2 separate regions of the Homo sapiens genome follow, and region 1 is linked to region 2. Evidence: chromatin loops called from intact Hi-C (ENCODE). Cell type or tissue: mammary epithelial cell. All regions are shown on one strand. Each heading gives the region's core, and the rest is flanking DNA. Links, peaks and the distances in the headings are about the cores only. Region 1 overlaps DST (dystonin). Region 2 overlaps DST (dystonin).

What was found. Hi-C counts contacts between places; a loop is a spot of excess contacts. Peaks named below come from ENCODE experiments on the same cell type or tissue, not always from the same donor. Only the 100,000 strongest peaks of a DNase experiment are listed, where the experiment ranks them.
Region 1: it touches region 2 in a loop (9-fold over the local background); 12 of 110 quality-filtered maps call a loop at or near these places.

The regions. Positions count from the first base shown.
Region 1 is chr6:56,766,940-56,779,804 of GRCh38, reverse strand. The region is part of intron 4 of DST (dystonin); the gene reads left to right. Among named protein-coding and RNA genes, the nearest start is that of DST-AS1, 71 kb to the left of the region's middle. RefSeq lists enhancers at 3,558-4,403, 12,650-12,769. In mammary epithelial cell, for the core only: a CTCF peak has its summit at 6,646 (motif pointing right); a DNase peak (open chromatin) is centred at 6,774.
Region 2 is chr6:56,703,121-56,715,985 of GRCh38, reverse strand. DST (dystonin) reads left to right here. Exons shown (of 104, transcript NM_001374736.1): 6 at 11,617-11,706; 7 at 12,240-12,338. Among named protein-coding and RNA genes, the nearest start is that of DST-AS1, 130 kb to the left of the region's middle. RefSeq lists enhancers at 228-789, 790-1,350, 1,516-1,565. In mammary epithelial cell, for the core only: CTCF peaks have their summits at 4,813 (motif pointing left) and 6,812 (motif pointing left); DNase peaks (open chromatin) are centred at 2,465, 6,865 and 6,955; H3K27ac peaks cover 2,504 bases.

The DNA.
Region 1 (12,865 bases), core at 3,314-11,313, 63 kb before region 2:
GGCACATGTATACATATGTAACTAACCTGCATATTGTGCACATGTACCCTAAAACTTAAAGTATAATATTAAAAAAAAAAAAGAATAAGGAAGACTAATGCCACATATCTACAACCATCTGATCTTTGACAAACCTGACAAAAACAAGAAATGGGGAAATGATTCCCTATTTAATAAATGGTGCTGGGAAAACTGGCTAGCTATATGTAGAAAGCTGAAACTGGATCCCTTCCTTACACCTTATACAAAAATTAATTCAAGATGGATTAAAGACTTAAATGTTAGACTTAAAACCATAAAAACCCTTGAAGAAAACCTAGACAATACCATTCAGGACATAGGCATGGGCAAGGACTTCATGTCTAAAACACCAAAAGCAATGGCAACAAAAGCCAAAATTGACAAATGGGATCTATTTAAACTAAAGAGCTTCTGCACAGCAAAAGAAACTACCATCAAAGTGAACAGGCAACCTACAGAATGGGAGAAATTTTTTGCAATCTACTCATCTGACAAAGGGCTAATATCCAGAATCTACAATGAACTCCAGCAAATTTACAGGAAAAAAACAAACAACCCCATCAAAAAGTGGGTGAAGGATTTGAACAGACACTTCTCAAAAGAAGACGTTTATGCAGCCAAAAGACACATGAAAAAATGCTCATCATCACTGGCCATCAGAGAAATGCAAATCAAAACCACAATGAGATACCATCTCACACCAGTTAGAATGGTGATCATTAAAAAGTCAGGAGACAACAGGTGCTGGAGAGGATGTGGAGAAATAGGAACACTTTTACGCTATTGGTGGGACTGTAAACTCATTCAACCATTGTGGAAGTCAGTGTGGTGATTCCTCAGGGATCTAGAACTAGAAATACCATTTGACCCAGTCATCCCATTACTGGGTATATACCCAAAGGATTATAAATCATGCTGCTGTAAAGACACATGCACACGTATGTTTATTGCAGCTCTACTCACAACAGCAAAGACTTGGAACCAAGCCAAATGTCCAACAATAATAGACTGGATTAAGAAAATGTGGCACATATACACCATGGAATACTATACAGCCATAAAAAATGATGAGTTAATGTACTTTGTAGGGACATGGATCAAGCTGGAAACCATCATTCTCAGTAAACTATCTCAAGGACAAAAAACCAAACACCACATGTTCTCACTCATAGATGGGAATTGAACAATGAGAACACATGGACACAGGAAGGGGAACATCACACACCGGGGCCTGTTGTGGGGTGGGGGGAGGGGGGAGGGATACCATTTGGAGATATACCTAATGTTAAATGATGAGTTACTGGGTGCAGCATACCAACATGGCATATGTATACATATGTAACTAACCTGCACGTTGTGCACATGTACCCTAAAACTTAAAGTATAATTAAAAAAAAAATAACTAACAGATTTGAAAAAAAAAAAAAAAAGAGAAAAGAATAAGGAAGACTCTGGGCACCAGTAGGCCCTCAGACCTGTAATCCTCTTGCAATATTTCTGCCTCAGTTCTGTACCATGATAACCTGGACAATTTTGATTTGTTTTTATCCTAATTCATGGTGTTGCTTAGGGAGACAGAGATGAATGAAAGGCTCCCAATTCCTTGATTTCATTTATACTACTGACTTAAAGAACTATGCTAGTAGAAGCACTCCTTGGATTTACTCAATTTTTGTGCTTATACGTGATATAATAAATTTGTAACTGGAATAACTGAACCAAGGAATATTTACATTTAAGTTTTCTTAGACCTTCTTTTGCATTTAAAAATACTCCTTACAGGCCGGGGGCAGTGGCTCATGCCTGTAATCCTAGCACTTTGGGAGGCTGAGGTGGGGGAATTGCTTGAGCTCAGGCATTTGAGACCAGCCTGGGCAACATGGTGAAACCCCATCTCTACAAAAACAGAAACGCCCCCAAATTATCCAGGTGTGGTGGCATATGCCTGTAGTCCAGGTACTTGGGAAGTGAGGTGGGAGGATGGCTTGGGCCCAGAAGGCTGCAGTGTGCTGCAATCATGCCATTGTACTCCAGCCTGGGCAACAAATCAAGACCCTATCTTAAAAAAAAAAAAATCCTATGTGGGAAATGCTTCTTTCCTATTTCTAATGATTCACTTCATATGACAGAGACCCCATTAGTGTAATATTTATGCCTTCTTGTGCCTTTTGGAAGTGACTGAATGTGATTGGTGAGTTTCAAATTAGAAAGTGGGTTTATTTGGACCACTCACTTTTTCCTCTTTCTTTTATGAGCAAGCTATCTGTGATTTAGCCTGTTCCATCATGCTGTAAGTTTTACAGGGTCAGGCTGTCCCACTTGCATGACACTGCATTGCCTGTGACTGGGAGGGTAAGTCTTCAATTATGGGACTTAGTGTTTGGAAACCATCTACTTGCCTGTAGTAAGTAATATTCTTTAAGCTAGGTTATATTGTTAGTAAAGGTAATATTTTGCTCCTTTTGCCTTCGTATTTCTCTTATCCTTCTATCTAACTTATTTCTCTTACTTCTTATCTATTTTATCTCACTTCTCAGTTGATTCAGAGTTTATTCAGAAACAGGGTTTCCTATTTGTTGGATTGCCTTAAACATAAATGTCTTGTACTTCCTTAGATAAATCAGGGTTAATTCAAGTCAAGTGTTAGGAGCCACTGCCAAGTAAAGAATAATCAGCAATAAGAGAAGCATTTTTGTCTCTGCATGAAGATGAGCAGTATTCATTCTTAATTTCTAGCCAATTTATAAAACATAATGGACCATGTTAGGATGACCAAACAGTATTTGTGTGTGATTCCATTACTATAATTGTTAAAATTTCAAATTAAGCTGTCACAATGCCTGTCTCCTCAAAACTGACTTTTCCCTGGTATGTTGATGAGATTCAAGTCTTGATTTGATTGTGATGTTTAAACAATTTGCTTCGGTAATGCTATTCAAAATAAAATCTCTGGATGTGATAAAGGTCATTTAGTGCCAGTAAGTTTTTAAAAAATATTTTGAAAATAAAAATAAATAATTTAGGTGTAGAGTTTGCCTTTTTAACAATATTTTTTATTGTGAATCTTAAGTCTGCAGTCCTCTTTTTCACTCTTGAAAGGTTTCAAAATATGTGACCCTTTTGAAATTAAAAAAAATTTTAATAAACTTTTAATTTTAGAATACTTTAGATTTTACAATAGTATTAAATAGTAATGGATTTAGATTTAGGATAGATTTTAGATCTTGGCAACAGAAAAGTTGCAAAAATATTACAGGTAGGTCCTGAACACCCTGTGTCCAACTTCCCCTGTTGTTAGCATCTTAAATTAGTATGTACATGTATCATAACTAATGGACCAACACTGGTACATAATCTTTAATTAAATTCCATACTTGATATGAGTATCATTAGTTCTTCCCTAACGTCCTTTTTGTTTTTTTGCCTTCTGGCATCCTATCCGGGATACCACATTACATTTCATTGTCATGTCTCTGTAGTCTTCTCTGGTCTGTGACATTTTCTTAGACTTTCCTTGTTTGTGATGATTTTGACAGTTTTGAGGAGTAGTGGTCAGGTATTTTGTAGAATGTCCTTCAATTTGGGTTTATCTGATGTTTTTCCTATGGTTAGATTGAGGTTATGGGTCTTTGCAAGGAAGACCACAGAGGTGAAGTGCCATTATTAACATATCAATTCACATGTCTTATCAAGGGTAGGTGCTACCCACATGACTTGTCACTATGATGTTATTATCCTTGATTACCTGACTGCGGTAAAGTTTGCCAGGTTTCTTTCCTCCCCCATCCTTACTTACATCATTATTTGGAAGCAAAGCACTGTAAGTGCAGCCCACAACGGGGGATGGGGAATTAAGCTTCACATCCTTGAGAGGAGAATATCTACATAAATTGTTTGGATTTTTGTGTGAAGGAAACTTCTTTCTTCTCTAATTTTTTAATTCATTCAGTCACTTGATGTATGTCAATATGGACTTGTAGATATTTATACTTTGGATTATAATCCAATGTTATGCTACTTGTTTTGTTGCTCAAATTATTCCAGCTTTGGCCATTGGGAGCTCTTTCAGGTTTGCTCCTGTGTGCTTTCGCTATGCTCCTTTGCTTTGTTTTTTGAGCACTTCCTTCCTTTTCTGACATTCCAAGGTGCTTGAGGCTCATCTTGTGTATTTCCTGCCCTAGCCCTGAAATCAACCATTTCTCTAAGGAGCCCTGGTTCCTTTTATTGGAAGCTGATATTAGAAACCAATATCTAAGCGCTGGGCCTTTGAAATGTTTTGCCATCTATCTTTAAGAGTAATACTGCTATTTTGAAATCATAGCTTATAAAACTTTAGACCTATTTTAGTTAGTAAGTGAAATACTTTTTGGTACCCATTGTCTATGTAATTAGGATGGCCACAGTTCCATTTAGAGATAAAAAGGAGATATTCAAGGTTAAATAAACAAAGCAGCCTAAAAGTTTGTGGATAGTAATGACGTTGGCTATGGATGCAGGTGTGCTTGGGTTTAACGGAGACTGTTAGGGTTGTTTAGAGGATGCCTGTTGGCTGAAGAGGATGAGGAGAGGCTTATTTTAGTAAACTGTTCTTCCTCTCCCAGATCAACTGTAATCTCTTCCTTGTTCTTTCTGTTCTTCCTGGGAGAATTTAGTTACTCTTGTAACTAAAATTCCCCTCAAAACTTATTACACTCTACTATTGAAGCTGTTTGCATCTTGCTTTTGCAAGAATCTGTAGACTCCCGGATGTTAGGGATTTGTATTTCTTTTCCTTTTTTTTTTTTTTTTTTTGAGATGGAGTTTCGCTCTTGTTGCCCAGGCTGGAGTGCAATGGCGCCATCTTGGCTCACCACAACCTCTGCCTCCCGGGTTCCAGCGATTCTCCTGCCTCAGCCTCCCAAGTAGCTGGGATTACAGGCATGCACTACCACGCCTGGCTAATTTTGTATTTTTAGTAGAGATGGGGTTTCTCCATGTTGGTCAGGCTGGTCTTGAACTCCCGACCTCAGGTGATCAGCCCATCTCGGCCTCCCAAAGTGCTGGGATTAGAGGCGTGAGCCATCATGCCCGGCCTTGTATTTCTTCTTTGTATAATCTTTAGCACAGAATTTAGTAGGTGATGACTTCAGGGTATTCTGTAATTATGGTTTGAAGTGAACTGAATTCAGTTTTGTAGATAGCATATTTCATCATAGTTAGTGAACAATATAAATGTCTGAAAAGATAAACATACCAGGTTCAAAGAAAAGTTCAAGATGGCAGTAAAAGAGCCATTGAACTGATATGTGTTGAATGGCTAAATGAATATCTTGACTGTTGTTTGTTGCAGGACTTTAGAGGATGATGGGCTGTCAGGGAAGTCTTACCTGAGGAAGTGATATTTGGTTTGGTTTTAAGCTATGGGTAGGGCATGGATGGGGCAAGTTGGCTGGAATATTGTGGGTGGGAAATGACTTTTTTAGAGAGTGTTGGATAGGCCTGTCTGCCGTAACAGAACATTTCAATAGAGACTATAAGGCTGGAGAGGTAAGTTTGGGTCAGGTAGATTGAAGAGGTATGTGAATGTCAGCTTTCTCAGTTAGAGAACCATGGATAGTCATGGATAACTCTTAAATGTTTTGAGCAGGGGAATCAAGATCTGAGATAAATTCTTTTTTTTTTTTTTTTTTTGAGACAGAATCTCACTCTGTTGCCCAGGCTGGAGTGCAGTGGTGCCATCTCAGCTCACTGCAACCTCCACCTCCTGGGTTCAAGCGATTCTCCTGCCTCAGCCTCCCAGGTAGCTGGGATTATAGGGGCATACCACCGTGCCTGTTTTTTGTATTTTTAGTAGAGACAGGTTCTCACCATGTTGGCCAAACTGGTCTTGAACTCCTGACCTCAAATGATCCACCCGCCTCGGCCTCCCAAAGTGCTGGGATTACAGGCGTGAGCCACCGCGCCCAGCCTGAGAGAAATTCTAGGAAGACTGATCTAGAGTAGAGGCTGGAAATTGGTGGCTCACAGGCTGAGTCCAGATGGTAGATATATTTTGTTCTATATACTGTAACAATTTTAAGCCAATATTCAAAAATTGAGAAATATCATAAAAATAGAGAGTTTAGGGTCTTCGTATAAAAGCAGGTGATCTGGCAACACTGGGCCCACATACTCACATGGCAGCAGTTGGTTGGGGTTGAGCAGAAGACAGCACCCTAAGAAGGCACATTCATCCTGATGTTCACCACTGTCCCCAACCTCCCCATTACCTTATGCTTAGTCCACTTGACATTGCCTGAATATCTCATATATATTTGAATTTGGGATTCTTGACTTAGAGATATAGTGTATAGACTTTTGTGGTATTTTTAATAGTGAGATTCAGGGGACCCAAATCTGGGTGGTTGCAAAGGAAATGAAAAAAGTATATATATAAGCAGTGGTTATATAAGAGACAGGGTGAAAGAATAACTAAATAAATCTGGACCAATAACTTATAAGGTCCAAGAGGCTAAAAAAAAGAATAAAAGATGACTGTATCTGTTACCTATTGCTATATAACAAATTACCCCAAAACCTACTAGATTAAAACAAGAAATATTTACTGTATCACAGTTTCTGAGGGACAGGAATCTAGGAATTGCTCAGCTGTGTGTTTTAGGCTCAGGGTCTCCCATCAGGTGGCAGTCAAGGTGTTGTAGTCATCTCAAGGCTCAGCTGAGTTAGTGGATCTGTTTCCAGGCTTACTCACATGCTTGTTGGTCCACCTCAGTTCCTTGCTTGCTGTTGGCCAGAAGCCACAGCATGCTCACCACATGACAGCATGCTTTCCCTAGAACAAGAAACCAAGAGTGAGGGAGAGTAGGCACCCAAGCTGAAGATTTTGTCTTTTATAATGCAATCTTGGAAGTAACGTACCATTTTTGCTGTATACAGTTGGTCACAATGACAACCCTAGTGCACTGTGAGAGGAGACTGTGTAAGGATGTGCATAACAGAGGTGGGGATTACTGGGATTCCTCCTGGAGGCTGGCTATCACAATGACTCTGAAGGACCAAAATATTTGTGGCAGCAACATTCCTGAGGAATTTTCGCTCATGTATGAAATGTTGTTTTGGGGCATCCTCTAATGAAAACTACTTGTGATTTTAATTGTTCTGCTCCACTAATTGACCCTGATTCTTGTTTACTTTTGATATACTCTTAGATAACTTTAGAATAAAATAATTAGCAGTTTTAAAGGTCATATGGGGCATTCCTTTAACTTCATAGGTTTTAAAAATTGGGATCCCGAAAGATAATGACTTGATCGGAATCACATGGCTAATCAGTTGCAGTTCTAGGAGCAGATCGAAGAGAGTTAGCTTGCAGTATGTGCCGTTTCTGCTCTGCCATGCAGTCTCCTGCCCCACGCTCTTCTAGTATGGGCAGTATCATCACATAAAAACATCACTTTAAGAAACTTCTACCTATGATTCAGCTAATAAGTAACATGTATTTTTAGTTCTTATTTTCCATCACATGAAATAATTTAGATGTTATATTGCAAATTTATGTGTTTTTATATGTAAATTTGACATTCGGCTTTACCAAATGATTAAGCATTTACATAACCGAAGCCTGCTAAAGAAGCCTAAAAATATACCTATTTTAAAAGTTGAGATTTTGACATGTCAGCTTTCTTGGCATTACTCAATCCTCATGTCTAAAATAACCTGGACCCCACATGCTAGGGTGTTACTCTTCCCTACTTTTATTTCAGTTTCCCTTTTGGAGAACCTTTTATAACTAATACTGGTATTCTTTTATTTTCTCACTGGAGTATTAATACTTTATATATAAGTCATTCTGCCTGTGTCTTAGAGGCCAAAGTACATGTCTAGTGACTCTTCAATGCAATGTTATAATGGGATTTTTCTCCTGGTTAGAAGTTTTTGGGCTGAGGTAAAAGGTCGGTTACTTTCTAAGTTTGTAAGGTATAGTTTTGTATACATGTATATGTGCATTTAGAAGAAAAGTCCACAGGGTTCATCAGATTCTTGCAGAGAGCTATGAGCCAAAAACTGTTAATGATTTCTAGTGTTTGATGCAGTTTTTTCCCTGTAGTTGTGATTGATTTTGCTCTTACATGTGTGCATTTTGTATTCATGGCAAGCAATGTCCAGGTATTTCCAGTTTTTTAGATAGGAAAATGGAGCCTCAACATCTTGTCCATAAATAGTCAATAATAAAATATATACCTAAATATTTTGATGCAAGGCTTTTGTGTTTATTTGATGATGATTTATACATTTAGAAATGTTAGAAAAAAATAAAATTACAGCAACATTTTAATACTCTGCATTCAGTACAGGAAATTATAGTGTCTCCTTAAATGACACCACATTCTTTACCTATTATATCACAGACAGATCCAGAATGTCAGTTGGACAACTGCTCTTTGCAGACAATTTTAGTCACATACTAGTGTGAGGATTATCATTAGCCTAAATTGGGGGCCCTGTGTTAAAGAATTTATGAACTTCTAAAGTAATACTCAGATTTCTAAGGTAATATTTATGATTCCATTCCCTTTTAAAGAGACTCTTATATAAAGGGAATATAGTTAAGATTCCTCCTAGTAATTGTATAATCAGAGTTTTTTTTTTTTAAGATAAATTATTTTGGGATGTGGTAGCTCTAAGGCTGTGTTTATATTGACCAGAAGAGATATGTTTATAAATAGAGCTTTTCTTTTCTCAAATTCCTACCTTACTCCTTGATAATTTAGGCTCCTTGCTGGATTTTTCTTTTTTTTTTTTTTTGAGATGGAGTTTCGCTCTTGTTGCCCAGGCTGGAGTGCAATGGTGTGATCTTGGCTCACGCAACCTCTGCCTCCCGGGTTCAAGCTATTCTCCTGCCTCAGCCTCCCAAGTAGCTGGGATTACAGGCATGCACCACCATGCACAGGTAATTTTGGATTTTTAGTAGAGACGGGGTTTCTCCATGTTGGTCAGGCTGGTCTCAAACTCCTGACCTCGGGCGATCCACCCACCTCGGCCTCCCAAAGTGTTGGGATTACAGGCATGAGCCACTGTGCCCAGCCCCTTTGTTTTCATTTTTAAAGGCAGCAGGTTTTACTGTAAGAGTCCCATTTTACAGGTGTAGCAAAAACTAGCCTGGGAAAAATCCTGGTTCATCATTTCAAACCCTTATTATGTTGCAGCACTCAGGTAAATTGACTGAGGATGCCAACTTTTAGTTTATCCAGTAGTGAACCTGAGCCCCCAACTCTATGTGGATGCATGGAATGAAATAGGGCATCCCACACTCTGCGTTTTATTGTATTAGCAGGGTTTGAAATTAGGAGAAATTATGATCTTTATAAATTAAATTCAGCTGATTTTCAGCTTAACTAAATTATTTTTATTGAGTCACTGCCTTTTACAACTTGAAGATAACATTAGGTCCAAAAATTATATCATACTTTATGGCGTAACACCAATACCATGAGGCCTGGGAGTCAAACAGACCAAATGTTGAAAACCTGGCTGTACCATTTTTAAGTGGGACTTTTCATGATTTGTCTAACTTCTCTGTACCCCAGTTTCTTTACCAAATTAATGGTTTCCTGGTTACTATTGCATCATTAAACTCTCTTATCTGCTGTTTAGGAGTCTTATCTGCTGTTTAGACACTGATTAAGTTATAACACCAGAATGGATGCTCTGAAGGGCAGATTCATATGCAATGAGAACATATAGTGAGGCTTGACTGAAGGAAGTCAGCAAAGGAACATCAATAAATAACTCTTTAGCCAAAATTTTGATGTAACTGTATTGATTTCCTTACACATGAGTTTTGATATTTTATTTCTACTTTTAGTATCCTTTTCGTATGTGTTAACTCCATGTTGGAAGTGGGCAGAGTATGGATAATAAAGTAATAAGAGAATAAGCTTTTTGAGGACAGGAATACATTTTTTCTTTCCTTCTTTGTGAAACGGGGTCTCAACTTGCAACGCCACTTGCCCAGGCTGGAGTGCAGTGGCGTGATCTTGGCTCACTGCAGCCTTGACCTCCCGGGCTCAGGTGATTCTCCTGCCTCAGCCTCCTGAGTAGCTGGGACTACAGGTCCCTGCCACTACACGTGGCTAGTTTTTGTGTTTTTTTGTAGAGATGGGGTTTTGCCATGTTGCCCAGGCTGGTCCTGAATTCCTGGACTCAATCCACCCGCTTTGGCCTCTCAAAGTGTGAGGATTACAGACATGAGCCACCGTGCCTGACCAATTTTTTTTTAATAGACTTTTAGAGCAGTTTAAGTTTACAGAAAAATTAGGCAGAAAGTACAGAGTTCCCGCATCCTTCCTCTTCTCACATCATTTGGGTTAATGCCTTGAAGTGTAATTGCTGAATTATATGGTAAGACTATGTTTAGCTTTGTAAGAAACAACTCAAAGTAGCTGTATTGTTTTGCATTTCCACCATCAGTTAAAGAGAGTTTCTGTTGCTCCACCTCCTTGCCAGCGTCTGGTGTTGTAATCTTTTTAGATTTTAGCCATTCCAATAGATGTGTATAGTGGTGTCTCACGTTGTTTTAATTTGCAATTCTCTAATATGGTGTTGAGCATCTTTTTATATGCTTATTTGCCAACTGTATATTTCCTTTAGTAAACTGTCTGTTCAGATATTTTGCCCACTTTTAAACTGAGTTGTTTGCTTTCTTATGATTGATTTTTTAAGATTTCTTTGTATATTTTGGATACTAGTTCTTTATCATATATGTGATTTGCAAATATATGTGTATATTGCGATGGAGTCTCACTCTGTCACCAGGCTGGAGTGCAGTGGTGTGATCTTGGCTCACTGCAACCTCTGACTCTCTGGTTCCACTATGCCCTGCTAAGTTTTGTATTTTTAGTAGAGATGGGGTTTCACCATGTTGGCCAGGATGGTCTTGATCTCCTGACCTCTTGATCCGCCTGCCTTGACCTCCCAGAGTGCTGGGATTACAGGTGTGAGCCACCGTGCCCAGCCATGATTTGCAAATATTTTCTCTTAGTCTGTGGCTTATCTTTTCATTTTCTTAACAGTGTCTTTTGCAGAGTGGAGGTTTTTAATTTTAATGAATCCAACCTATGTTTTTTCTTTTATGGATCATGATGTTGGTATTGTATTTAAAAATTCATCATCAAATCCAGGGTCATCTAGATTTTCTTTTATGTTATCTTCCTAAAGTTTTATAGTTTTGAATTTTACATTTAGTCTGTGATTCATTTTGAGTTAAATTTTGTGAAAGGTATAAGGTCTGTGCCTAAATTTGTATATTTTTTGCATATAGATGTCCAGTTGTTCCAGTACCATTTGTTGAAAAGATTATCCATTCTCTGTTGAATTGCTTTTTCTTTTTTGTCAAAGATCACTTTACTAAATTTGTGTGGGTCTATTTCTGGGCCCTCTGTTATGTTCCTTTGGTCGACTTGACTTTTCTTTTGCCAAAACCACACTGTTTCGACAACTGTAGCTTTATAATAGGTATTGAAATTGGGTAGTATTAGTCATTCAACTTGTTATTTTCTGGGATTGTGTTGTCTATTCTAGGTTGGAATAATTTTTTATACCTTAGAAATAAGCACTTGGTAAATATTCTGTGTTGAGAAACTTTTTCTCGGTACACAATGGTTACCTTTTTAAACACAAGTCAGATCTGTTATTCTTTTGCCTCAGCTCCCTCCAGTGGCTTCCTATTTTAGTGAGAATCAAATTGAAGGTCTTCGAAATGGCTTATATGGTCCTGTGGTACCTGGCTCTTCTGTTACCTCTTTAGCTTCATCTTTTAATACTTTTTGTCTTGGTCTCTTTATTTCATACCTAATGGCCTCCTTGCTCTTGTTTGAGTACACCAGGCATATCCTGTCTTAGGTCTGTAGCAGTGGCTGTTGGCTTTATCTGAATGTCTTTCTTCCAGATATCTGTATGGCTAACTCCTTCATCTCTTTTAAGTCTTATTCAGATGCCCCCCTTCTCAATGGGGACTCTCTGATCATTTTATTTAAAATTCCATCTTGCCTCTCACTTGTCCCTCAACCTCCACACCCTCAATTTCTCTTAACCTGCTCTGTTTTATTTCACAGCCATCACTATGAACATCCTCTAATACTTATTTGTTTTATTTATTTATTTATTTATTTATTTATTTATTTATTTATTTGAGACAGGGTCTTGCTCTGTCACCCAGGCAAGTACAGTCGTGCGATACCAGCTCACTGCAACTTCCGCCTCTTGGGTTCAAGCAATTCTCGTATCTCAGCTTCCCGAGTAGCTAGGATTACAGATGTGCAACACCATGCCACGCTAATTTTTGTATTTTTAGTAGAGATGGGATTTCGCCATGTTGGTCAGGCTGGTCTTGAATGCCTGACCTCAAGTGATCTGCCCACTTTGGCCTCCCAAAGTGTTGGGATTACAGATGTAAGCCATCACTCCCTGCCACTTGTTATTTTTATTATTATTGATTGCTGTTTCTCTTTTTGTTAGAATTTAATTCCACATTGTCAGGGCTCTTTGTTTTGTTTACCAGTGTATCTTCAACTCATAAAGCATAGTAGGTTTTCAATAAATATTAGTTTTAAAAAATGTATGAATGTGTAAGTTGAGACTGATAGAGCATTAGCTGTGTGCAAGAATGCTGATTCATTAGATCTTACCTGATCTTTAGCTGATGACCTTCTAAGATGAACTGAAAACTGAAACCAAGCCAAAGAAATGTTTTTAGAAAATTCATTGATTTTTTTTGACAAGCTGCAGCTGCTTGTGGTGGTATAAATAGGTTTCCTTACTGTGTTATTTAAGAGTAGCTTAAGGGCATGAGCCAAGTCAAAACAGA
Region 2 (12,865 bases), core at 2,156-10,155:
GCGTAGACTTGGAAGTCCTTCAAATATGAGACTCAAAGAAGGGCCAGATGGTTAGGGCTTATGTACCCTCTTCACAGGGGAGAGGGAAGGGGGGCGTATAGGAAATTTTAGAGGGGCAATAAATGATTTTCAGGGGAAATGAATGAGCTTAAAGAACAATGGCCTGGGTACAAAGTTCCTCTGAGCTCTGGGGAAGCTGCTGGGAAGGTGAGGGGCAGAACTTCATTTGTCTTATTATTCAGATAAAGTCTTTTAGGTAATCTCTCTGAGCTGCCCTGAGAAGAATAGATGAAAAGTCTGTCTGGGCATGGTGATGACTTTTAATCTCTTCTCTTTTCTGTGGTTAATCTTTCCTGGCTATTTGATGTAACTGCTAGAGAGAGGTCTTAAGGCAATTGCATTTCTTTTGGACAGAAATTTCCCTAGTCAGCTAAGGAAATTCTAGAGATCCTCCCTCTTTGCGCTTGGTGAGGAGTGGGAGAGAAACAAGAGAAGGTTAGAAAGTTAGGCAACTTCTAAAGACTTCCAATTTCTTCTCTTCAAAGTGCTCAGCATGCCAAAGCACCATACTTTGGAGGTGTCATTCTGTGCTCCTTAATAGGGGAAATACTTAGGAGGCTTGGCATGCAGAAGTGGACATTTCTCTTCAATGTGTTAGTCATTCAGAAGCAATTTACTTAACTCCAACTGTGTGGCAGAACATGATGCCAGGCACTAACTCCGATAGATGCCATGATGGGCCTTGGGGCAAACACAAATCCCCTGCTAGGAAGTCATTTGATGGGATTTGTGAATCCATTTCCTGAGTTTCTGTTTTTTTCCCTGTGATCCGGCAGGCATTCAAGAGCCCACAGCTGAGTGCATGGCTAAGGTCAAATGCAAAGTGTAGGTGACTAATCTTTTGTTTATTCAACAAAAGTTCTTTGAATATCTACTATATGAAAGGCACTGTGTCAGACATTAAGCATTTGCAGTGAGGACCAAAGACAGGGCCCTTTCTTCTTAAGGAAATTATTAATACATTTATGTATATTGTCTACATAAAACTATAAGTAAAATGATGATTGGTGTACTGGTATAATCCAAAGAATATGGGAGTGCAGAAGAAGGAAACCATCACTGCCTGGATGACGTTAGAATTTGACCTAGTAGGAAAAGTAAGATTTCAGTAACTAGAGGAGGAGTTATCAATAGAGAAATATCACAGCAGAGGTTTTAGAATGTGACCTCAAATATTCAGGAGACATTTTGTTTCAAAATCTCTCTTAGCCATCAGGAATGGACATGAAGCTCTAGTTAGGGCACTGGGACCTGAGCATCTTCCAGTAAACCCATAGCTGTTATGTGGTTCACTTTCAGAAGTGTGGCCCCTGATTTGCTAGGTGTTACCTGGCTCTAGCCTGCTCTTGGTGAAACTTGTCACTTTAAAAGGGAGTGTGCTCAGACAGGGGCTGGAGAGAAAATAACTTCCACTTAGATTTCAGCTTTAGTAAGAGACATCAGTGCAGTACCTCTTCTGTGACACTGGGCTTTTACAACTGGGAAAACTAGTTTTTAAGCATCTGTGGTCCGGAGATCTCTGTTGAGTAGACTAGAATCTGAAAGTTTGGCAGACTTATGATGTCATTTAGGAAGTGATCACTTTGAAACTTTTAATCCTCCTACAGAAAGTATATTTCTGTTGCAGAGATTAATTTAACAGGAGTGTATATAGCATCTGTCAAATTTTTAATTAAGTAATTAAAAGAATAAACCTGTATTTATAATTCCATTCCAAACATATCAGTTCCCCAGATATGATTTTGGGTGGTTTTATTTTAGAAAAATATGAATCGTGGTACTGGGGACATGGAGTGTCATCTGGATTTAAGGAAACATTCTTTGACAGGGAAGAGGTGTTAAGCATCAGAACGGATTGTAGCAGTGGCAGTGGTATCTCATCATCTGGGGGTGTCTTTAAAAATAGTTTTAGTGTTCCTCTCCTTTTGTCAGTTGTCTTGATCATAATCCTGGGTTATTTCAAAGGTTTAATGAAGAGGATGCAACCAGTTGCTCTCAGTTGTTTATTTTCAAGGACCCAAGGAAATGAGCTTATGTTTAAAGAGGAGTGAATTAGTTTGCATATAAAGTATCTGAAAGTATCAGAGTATCGTCAAAGCCTTAAAACTATAAAATATGCTATGAAGAGACCCCTAGATTTTCCAGTCCTTGAGACTTGAAAAAAAGAGATGAAGCAACCACTTGTGTCATGCCTATCCTAATCTCTCACCTTAGGAAATAATGCTCTGAAAGGGACACCGGGAAGTGCCCATGATGGCATGACCAGAAGGTGTCTGCACTCCTGGCTGGCTGCACCTTTCCTGGAGCTGTATCTACCAGTGGATTCTGTTACTTGCCCAGCACTAACCCCGCTCTATGAGGACCTTGCTTCCTCTCGAGTCTGCAGCCTGACTCATATTGTAACCATTCCAGCAAGTGGCTCACTGTTCGGTTAAGGATAGAGCCATGTAAGACATTATCCAGGAAGTAGATGAAGTTAATTTTTGAGGTTCAGGTAGTTCTTTGATTGTGTGTGTGTGTGTGTTGAGATTATAGGTCAGGCATTGACAACCTATAGCTCATTTGACAAAAGCCCCAAAAGAGATGATTCAGCTCAGAAGTATTCAGGGTAGTTGCCACAACCAGCACTTTAATCAGAATTGCAAAGTAGTTGAAATTTTTATTTGTCACATCCTTATATTCCTTTTCTGATGCTTCTCTTCCCACTCACCAGCTGCCCAGGGTCTTCAGACTGCCTTTTACCTGGAATCATACCATGCCCTGCACTGCAGTGCTACTCCCCTACATGTTATTCCATCTTATCACCAACCATGATTAAGATTTCTTTAAAACCAATGATAGGTAGGTATAAAGAGAAAGTCAGTCTGGTAAAGTGACCTTGTGTTAGAAGCACATGACTTGAGAGGTTGCTGTATCTGTCCCAGGAGCTCTCTTTTTTTGTTGTTGTTTCAAAGACAGAATGCTTTTACTTGAATACATCTCTAAATTTATAATGATCAATTTGAATCTGATTTATGAATTTGGTATAACGTTACAAGAGAGTCATTAGCTGGGAGGATTTGATGAGGAAATACACATTTTTTGAACTAGTGTGAATTTTGATCATGATATAAATTTAAATAAAACTAATTTAAAATTATTTAAAATAACCTTTGCATGATTTTTATTTTAAAGTATTTACAATTCTGTTTTAAAAGCTTTTCAGTAAAAGCTGGAATTTAAAAATATAGTGGAATCTCTTTAAAACAGTGGTGGTAAAGAATAAGACTGTAATGGTGTCATTATAGACTACCTGTGTCAAGCAGACTTTGTTACACCTAGTTATATTTTTTAAGTCATGGCACACAGATGAACTATGTCTAATTAGCTATTAGTATTATAATAGCATTCTACTTCGTTGTCATTATTTGTCTTTATATTACAACCACACATTTTCACTTATTTCCATCAAAATTTTGTTTCCTTGATTAGGTTTTCTCCTTAGACACGTTAAGTGATAATGACCCTTGCTTTCCCAGCTTTTTCTTTCTTTTGCCCAAATTATGAGAAAGTAGGAGGAGTAGGAAAAAGGTGAGCATAGTAAGGATATGGATTGGTTTCTCCTCTTTTCCTTATGCTGGTGTTAAAAATTGCTCTTGACATAGTAGTACTTACCATGATTTTTTTAAGGTGAAAAAGAGTTTAAAGAAAGATTTATATAAGTAATGAGCTAGGAGGATATTTGAAAAACCTGTAAAAGGTAATGCCCATATTCTCCTGCCAAACAGACAGAATACTGGAAAGAAGCATCCTTAGTCTTATCTAAAATACCTCCTCCTATTTTTTTTTTTTTTTTGAGACGGAGTCTCGCTCTGTCGCCCAGGCTGGAGTGCAGTGGCGGGATCTCGGCTCACTGCAAGCTCCGCCTCCCGGGTTCACGCCATTCTCCTGCCTCAGCCTCCCGAGTAGCTGGGACTACAGGCGCCCGCCACTACGCCCGGCTAATTTTTTGTATTTTTAGTAGAGACGGGGTTTCACCGTTTTAGCCGGGATGGTCTCGATCTCCTGACCTCGTGATCCGCCCGCCTCGGCCTCCCAAAGTGCTGGGATTACAGGCGTGAGCCACCGCGCCCGGCCACCTCCTCCTATTTTTAAAAGATTGCACAATAATATTTATTAGCTGTTCTTCTCTCTCTCATATGTGGAATGGGTAATGCTGATGCCTTTACAAGCCGACGCTCGTTTGTTAGACATTGTAGTGTGGAGTTTGTCAAGAATACATCTTTAATAATCTGTCCAAGGAACTGGACAGATACCAAAAAAGATATACTATGCAGAGTATATTGATTTCTGAATTTATTTCTCCCTTTCAGTTACATTACATTATAATTACCCCACACCAAGATCTGTACAGCTATGCAAGAGATGAAAAATCTACAGGTTCAGGGGAAAATGTGAGCAAAAATAGATTTTTTATCTGTTTTCTTGATAATAAAAGGGAAGATAGGAAAGATAGAGACCTAAACTCAAACCAAACCAGAACCAACCAACCCTAACCTCAGACTGTTACAGAAAAGTTACCTATTTAAAAATATTTAAAAATTGAAATAGCCTTTTAAAAAGGTTACTGCAACCATGGCGAAACTGTATAGAAGAGAATAAAAAATACCTAGGTGAAACAGTGACTAAAATACCCCAAATCTTAAAGTGTTTATCTGTAATATATTAATAAATGTTTTTATTTTATTTAACTACCTAGTTCCACCTTGTGGTGAAAGACTAGGAAAGGCCATTCAGTTTTTGCATTTTAATTGATTATAGATTGTCTACCCAAAAGCTAAAAAGAGAAGCCTTCTTTGTGAAGGAGTGAATCAGGTCCAAAGAAGTAGACACATTATTTGTACCACCTAGTACCAATGTGGATTAAAAAAAAAACTCTCTATTATTTTATCCATTAATACCTTAAGATGTGTAACTAATACCTTTATTTCATAGTTTAAAAATAACCTAAAGGAGATGAATTCTATGTGGCCTTAATGTTGACTTAACGTAGTACCTTAAAAAACCATAACCGCCTTTTTATCATGCCAAATAAGGATATTTCCCTGTTTGACTTAACTGCACCAATTTCGAATTTATAATAATTTAGGTAGAATATGAATTGTAGTTTTATTCTTTCACAACTCCTGAAGAAGTAGTACTGAAATAAATTTGTAATGAAAAAACAACTTTAGATAAGGCAGCTACCTAAGATAATACAATGTTTTTGAGCATTTTTTGTGTGTATTTTAAAAGCATTAATTTTCTTATCAATAATTAATATGTTAATATATTGATATTTATGTTACCTCTATTTTTTCAAGTAGGCTGTCTAAGGAACTCTCCCAGGAGAACCTGACAGCTAATTTTTTATGAACGTACTTGTTTGATGTAAAAAAATTGCATTGAAAAATATTTTAATTTATAATTTTCACTAAAGCAAACTATCCTTCTTCTCGTCACCCAGTTAGTATAAGCCAGTGAGGCGATCTCATTTGGGACAAGCCTTCTTTTATTATTTATGTTTCTTTCTAAAGATAGCTGATTGTTTTCCAGAATACTGTATCCTTTAGATATAGAACTTCTTTAAGAGCGGACTGTGAACCCTTTATGTGGCTGATGTTTTGCTCCCTACTGCAGAGCTCACTAGGATGCCTGCATTTTACCCAAGGTTCATTAATGGAATGACTCTTCCAGTTTCCTTTTTTTCCTGAGGGACCTTTCCTCTATTATTGTGTACAGATTGGGCTCTTGATTTTACCTGTGATTGATTTGTTTTTGCTTAAGATAATAGTTTACAGGGAAGCTTTTATATTGGTCAGAGATATTATGGCCTCATTCTGTTTAAAATTCGTAGTTTTCTTTGTGTAGGAAAAGTTCAAGCTTCTTAACCTGGGATATAAAGCCTCTATGTCCACCGGCGCATCGTTCCAGCCTCATCTTCCACCTCATGCTTCATTGACTTCACCACTGCTTTCCTTCCTTGCAACTCATATGTAGTTTTGTGTGTCCTTGCCTTTTTCCTTTGTTCTTGCTCCTCCCTCCACCTGCAACATTCCCATCTTCTTTGCTGGGAAGACCTCAGACTGGGTTAAGCTCCTCATAGCTTCCTGAGTGTTCTCTGAATGCATTTATTTTATACTGCAATTTCTTGCCTAAATTTCTTTCATTTCAGATTACAGGCTTCAAGAGGTGGCACTCTTATTATTCATCTTTGTACCCATAGAACTTAAAGGATACCCTGGCATATGACGGATGAATGCTCAATAAATAGTTTGTGACCTGAATTGAATTGCAGCTAAACAATAGTAATAAGTTTAAATAATGGGAAGTCAAATTTTTGTGAAATTTGTCTAGATTAACATCAACCACTATAATGTCAGACTTTTAAAAAAGGAAGTTTAAACATTCAGCAAGCAGTTATATAATGATTCTCTTTTCTTCAAAGTTGAATTTGATTTAGCCTATATAAAACCAAACAGTTATAGGTTAACAAAAGGAAATTTTCAGTGTAGTATTTTTGATAAGTTAAGCCATTTAGGTAATACAGACCTGGCATGAGCTAATGTGTTCTCACTCCAAAATAAATTTGAAATATTGTCCATGTCATCGCCAGCATCTTGTTTAGAATTTTTGTTGCCCATAGAGTGTTTTCTAGTCTATTTTACTTTCTTGGGATATTCTTTTAAGTAAAAGATTAGTGCCCCCTAGAGGTAAACTCTAGGTGCAATGCTATATACATATTTTTTTGAAGTACTGCAAAATTCTACGAGAATTGTGTGAAATACAGAAAATGCTGTATCAGCCTTGTTATGTAATTCAAGTTATGTAAGTTAATCCCAGAGTATTTCATAGTGCTTTTACTTTGCTCGTCACTTCCTCTAGCACTATTGATCCAGACAGTTTTTTGTCCCATAGGGAGAACATATCCAAAAAGAGAAAAAGGAATGCTTTATTAAAAACTGAAAATGGAATGTTAGGGATATTGGCGGTTAGTATAGTCATCTGTGAAGGAAAGTTACCAGGCCCAATGCCTATGACTCACTCCTAGGGTAAAATAAAAGCTTTTCTATGTAGGCTTAGCTGTCTACTTTCCCTTCTTTTCTTTCCCTTAAATTTCTTGCTCGATCAGATTGGAACCCCAATTCTTTCCCCTCAGTTCATTCCCGACCACCCTTTACCCATAATGTTGATTTTTAATTTTTAATAGCATCCTCTTTTATTCCACTCATTTGTGCTGAGGAAACTGACTCAGTATTATAAAGTACTTAGCACAAGGTTAGGCATCTAGTAGTAACTCATGGTGTGTGTGTTTTTGTTTATTATTGTTAGTGACATTTGCTTTTCGGAAAATGATATCTTATATTTTGTAGGATGTTTTCCATATACAGTATTTCTGTGGACCCTCAGAATAGTCAGCTGAGACAGGAAAAGCAGGCAGTATTGGGGATAGCCAGTGTCTTTGGATTTTTTTCAAGCATTATAGAAGTTAAATTAGTTTATTTCTGCATTTTCTTCTAAAATTCTTAAAAAATTAAGCCATAAGTCTTAAGAGTAGCTTTTATTTTATACATTTTCTAAGTTGACAGGTCATTGATTTTTTAAAATGATAATAATTTGATTTAAAGATTACAGACTTTTTGTTCTCTAGGTTGAACTAGGAGTTTTCTGTTTTCCAACCTTTATTTTAAAGATAAAAAAAACCCTGAAGCCTAGAGAGTTTAGGCTGTTGGTACAAATTCATAAGGCCAAGGGCAGAAGCAGGACTAAAATGTCTTTTCCCTTATCACAGGTTTTCTCTTTTCCTAATTTAGAGGGAGTCTCACTCTTTTGCCCAGGCTGGAGTGCAGTGGCATGATCACAGCTCACTGCCACCATGCCCAGCTAACTTTTTGTATTTTTAGTAGAGATGGGGTTTTACCATCTTAGCCAGGTTGGTCTTAAACTCCTGACCTCATGATCCACCCACCTCGGCCTCCCAAAGTGCTAGGATTACAGGCGTGAGCCACCACACCCGGCCATCTTTTCCTAGTTTAGATTTGCATGGCTTAATATTATTATTTTCCTTCTCTAAACATGTCTGTTTTAATTTTCCTTTGTTGTCACATAAATACGATAGTAGCAAATGACACCTGGTTTTGGAAAGTTTCCCTTATGTAGAGGGTTTTGTTCAGTCTGGCAAGTCAAGTTGTGAAATTGCCTTACTATGAGATAAGTGTTCAGAATCATACCCCATCTTTAACTGTCCTGGAGTGAGAAAGACACAAGAAGTGGAATATAGAGTGAAATGTAAGTCTGGTAGGGTGTAGGCATAGTGGACCAGAGAGCACAGAATTCTCAGCACTATTACAATCCTGGAAGTCCCCAAAGTAATCATGTGCTTGGATTCTACTGTCCTTCTGTGTACTGAGGATATCAGACCTGCACAATAAAGCCATTTATTTTGAGAGACAAAGCAGCTGGCTGAGGATCAGGAGCTGTATAATATTGTTTATATAAATATAATCTTTTAGTGTTCCCATTCAGGCTCTTTTAGAGTTTGGCTGCTTTCTGGTTATATTGAAGATACGCAGAGAAGTACATAGATTTAGAATGTACATGACATTCACAAGCTTAGCTTTTCTGCCTTGTTTTTAAGTAGGCCTTAGCCTTATAAATTCAAGCTTGTGCCTTAGAACGGGACTGGGTGAATTCTTACAGTGCTCTAATACAAGAGTCCCCAACCCCCAGGCCACAGACAGGTACTGGTCCGGTCCATGGCCTGTTAGGAAGTGGCCTGCACAGTAGGAGGCGAGCATTGGGCCAGCCAGCCTTACCACCTGAGCTCTGCCTCCTGTCAGATCAGTGATGGCGTTAGATTCTCATAGGAGCATGAAACCTATTGTTTTGTTTGTTTGTTTTTTGAGACAGAATCTCACTCTGTTGCCCAGGCTAGAGTGCAGTGGCATGATCTCGGCTCACTGCAACCTCCGCCTCTTGGGTTCGAGTGATTCTCCTGCCTCAGCGTCCCAAGTAGCTGGGATTACAGGCATACGCCACATTGCCCGGCTAATTTTTTTTTGTTATTTTTAGTAGAGATGGGTTTTGCCATGTTGGCCAGGCTGGTCTCGAACTCCTGACCTCAAGTGATCCGCCCACCTTGGCCTCCAAAGTGCTGGGGATTACAGGTATGAGCCACCACATGGCTGTGAACCCTATTGTGAACTGTGCATGTGAGGGATCTAGGTTGTGCTCTCTTTATGAGAATCCAATGCCTGATGATCTGAGGTGGAACAGTTTCATCCCAAAACCACCCTCCCCTGCATCTGTGGAAAAACTGTCTCCCATGAAACCAGTCCATGAGTAGGAAATTGCAGTATTAGTACTCATTTCCCTAAGTGCTTATCTGTTCGCGTACATATCATGCATGTAATAGATATGTTCCTGAAGAGGCCCTTGAAAATTGATTCATCTCTGAAATACAGTTGAGAAGTTGAGAGAGTTGTCATTTCATGGTATCTCAAGGTAAATATTCTAATTGAATGGATAACTCCTTTGTAACTTATTTGGTTATTTACAGGTTTTTCTTTCTTTCTTTCTTTCTTTTTTTTTTTTGAGACGGAGTCTCGCTCTGTCACCCAGGCTGGAGTGCAATGGCTTGATCTCGGCCCACTGCAACCTCCGCCTCCTGAGTTCAAGTGATTCTCCTGTCTCAGCCTCCCAAGTAGCTGGGATTACAGGCACCTGCCACCATGCACGGCTAATTTTTGTATTTTTAGTTGAGATGGGGTTTCACCACGTTGGCCAGGCTGGTCTCGAACTCCTGACCTCAGGTGATTGATCCACTTGCCTTGGCCTCCCAAAGTGCTGGAAGTACAGGTGTGAGCCACTGAGCATGGCGTATTTACAGGTTTTTCTAAACAAGGATTGCTCAAAATGTGTTATAACATTTTTTGGGGCTAAATAAAGTATTTTTAAACTTTGTCTTACTTTGGTATTATGACATCAGAGATTCAACTGATATTCCTTGGGAATTAGGAAATCAAAATAAAATGTCAATTTGTAAAGATGGAGACTTGGTTAAAAGTAATTTGATTCACCTTCAGTTTTGCTGTATTTCAAAGGTACTATTGACATGAACAGTTACTTTGTGGTAGAGCTATTGAGCCTAAGCTTAGTATTTATATTATTTGTAGTTAATTATGCCTAGATGGGTAATTGAATATTAAAAGGTTCTGTGACTTATGTAAACAGTGCCAGAACACTGGATGTAAAAGCTGGTAAATTTGATAAGAAATTCCTAAGGGAACTTCTTCTTCATCAATCAAAAACATTTTCTGACACTAACAAAAGATATTGTAAAACATATATATAGAGAGAGTCAACTAAGATAATAAAGTTTTATGGGATTTAAACTATTTTTGGGGACTGAGAGACTTACCATAAAAGTTTGCTTCCAGTTTACATTAGGCCTCTTCTTTGTGTTTGTGTAGTTATATAGTTTTGATTATAAGTTTAGATCTTTTCATTATTTTGTGCTATATACTCACTTGACATTTTGGAAGTGCAAAGGAGTTGGATTCATTTGTATACAGGGCTTGTGCCATGGGTGAAGTAGGTGGGATTCTGGTTCCTGCCTCTTTCCTGCCCACTTCTTTGGCTCCTTTCATGGGAGTAGCCCAGAATCACTGAAAGGCGAGAAAATGGAAATGTGCCAGTCCACTGTGGAACAGCCATCTTAATACCTGCTTTGACATTTGTCTGTCCAACACAAACCTTGCAGTGGGCCATGTGGTTACTAGAGCTATCCCTACTTGGCAGGCTAAACAAAGCTTTTGGGAAATCTTTGATGGTTTGGGTTCTAAAATCACAGACTTCTAAATCAGGCCTGTGGAACGGGGAAAGCTATTGTAGGTTGAGTGTTGATTTTGTGCTAGTGTTATTTAGTTTTGAAAATCTTCCGTTATAAGAAGACTTACATTGTGCAGAGGAAGGGTTTGGACAGAGGACTTCTAACCTGACACATACGGATTTCAAAAAATTTTTTTGAAATAATTATAGGCTCATAAGATATTGATAAAATAATATGTAGAGTCTCATACTCTTCACCCAGCTCACGTCTATGGATTTCTAAAAATGTTCCTCGGCATCCTTGAACCTGTTTTAGGCTAGAAGTAGAAGATCAACTGCGGGGGTGAAAACTCCACCCTCTTGTTAAGGTGGCACTGGTCACTGTATCGGGAATCATGAATAAAGTCAGGGCATTGTCCGTATTTGAAGAATTGTAACCCCATGTAGTAGTCCAGGCTTATGTTTGTTCTGGTGTCTTAAAAATGTAATAATTTGAATTGTCTTCTTGAATTATTAATCTGAAATTCACTTTTTTAAGTTTTTAAATTAAATTTAGTTTTTAAGTAATAAGCATTTTAAAAATTTAAAAATAGGTGCATGAATGAATACCATGTGAGGAATGTTTTCTACTTGTCTCCTTTTTATGTTTAAGAATGTTAAGGATAATTCTGAGTTCTAGGACCCCAAATTTTGCTTTTCTCTTTATAGGTTCGAAAACATGTGAATGATCTCTATGAAGACTTAAGGGATGGACACAATTTGATTTCTCTTTTAGAGGTTCTTTCAGGAGATACCTTGGTAAGTTTTAACTTTCTTATTTTATTTTGAAGAACGTGTAATCTTTTCTGCATAGGACCAGTATGTTTTCAGTACAGACTATTCAGATTTTTGCAACATTCATCTTTTGAGCTATGAATTCTGCCTGAAAAAGAAGTTTTGGTTAGATTCCTAAGCATTTTCAAACTTCAAATGATGTGAATTTGAGAGATTGAAGCACTTTGATTACTTCACTTATATAATCAGTTCTATAATTAAAATACTATTTTTGTTCTTGCTTCTTTTTTACCTTTGGGTTTTTTTGCTTAGCAGAAGTTGGATGCATAATATAACCACATATTAAAAGACTTACAAATAGCAAGAAAATAAACATTGCTTTCTGAAAAATGATCTAACCCATTCCGCAGGTGTCATTTTTTTTTTTTTTTTGGTGAACATTACTTCCCCTTCTTGTTACCTGTTCTCCTTCATTATGTTCTGTTCATGCTCTTCTTTTCATTTCTGGTCTGTCTTGTGTCTTTGCTGTCCTATCTTCTGTCTGTTATATTCATTAGCCAAGGGAGCGAGATTTTTTGAAGACCTTACGATTGGTGAGTGCAACAGAAGCATGCGAATATGAACAGCATGAGGATGTGGAGGATGAGGATAAGGGGGTAGGTGTCGCCCCCATAACTTGACTAACCTAGCCGTTCCCATGCGGTGAGCGCTAACCTGATAGAGAAGTAACTCCTGGGTTCAGGCTCCTTTTTAGAAAAGCATAGAAAGGGCCAAAACCCACATTGAGGTAGATGTGTGTGTACCAAAAAATTGGATAAAGGAAATATTTTCTCTTTAAATTATCTTCAGAGAGCTAAAATGATTGAATTATTTATACATTACTGTGCACTGCATGGTAATTAAACAGACTTAAAGTACATGATGGCATTTTAGTTAAACAATTTTATATACATTGTATATAAACATGGAAATTTTACAAGTCTGCTAATTTTTGTGCAAATTCATTCAGTTTCTGGAAGTGATATTTCAAACATAGCAACTATTTATTGCTTTTTATGAAAGAACTTAGGGAAATTTTTTTTAGTATTTAAGTTTCTGCTTTAAACCACACCTCTTGGCAATAGGTATTTGATGGACATGTTTTACCTCTCTAATATATCACATGTATTTAAAAGGGAGATTT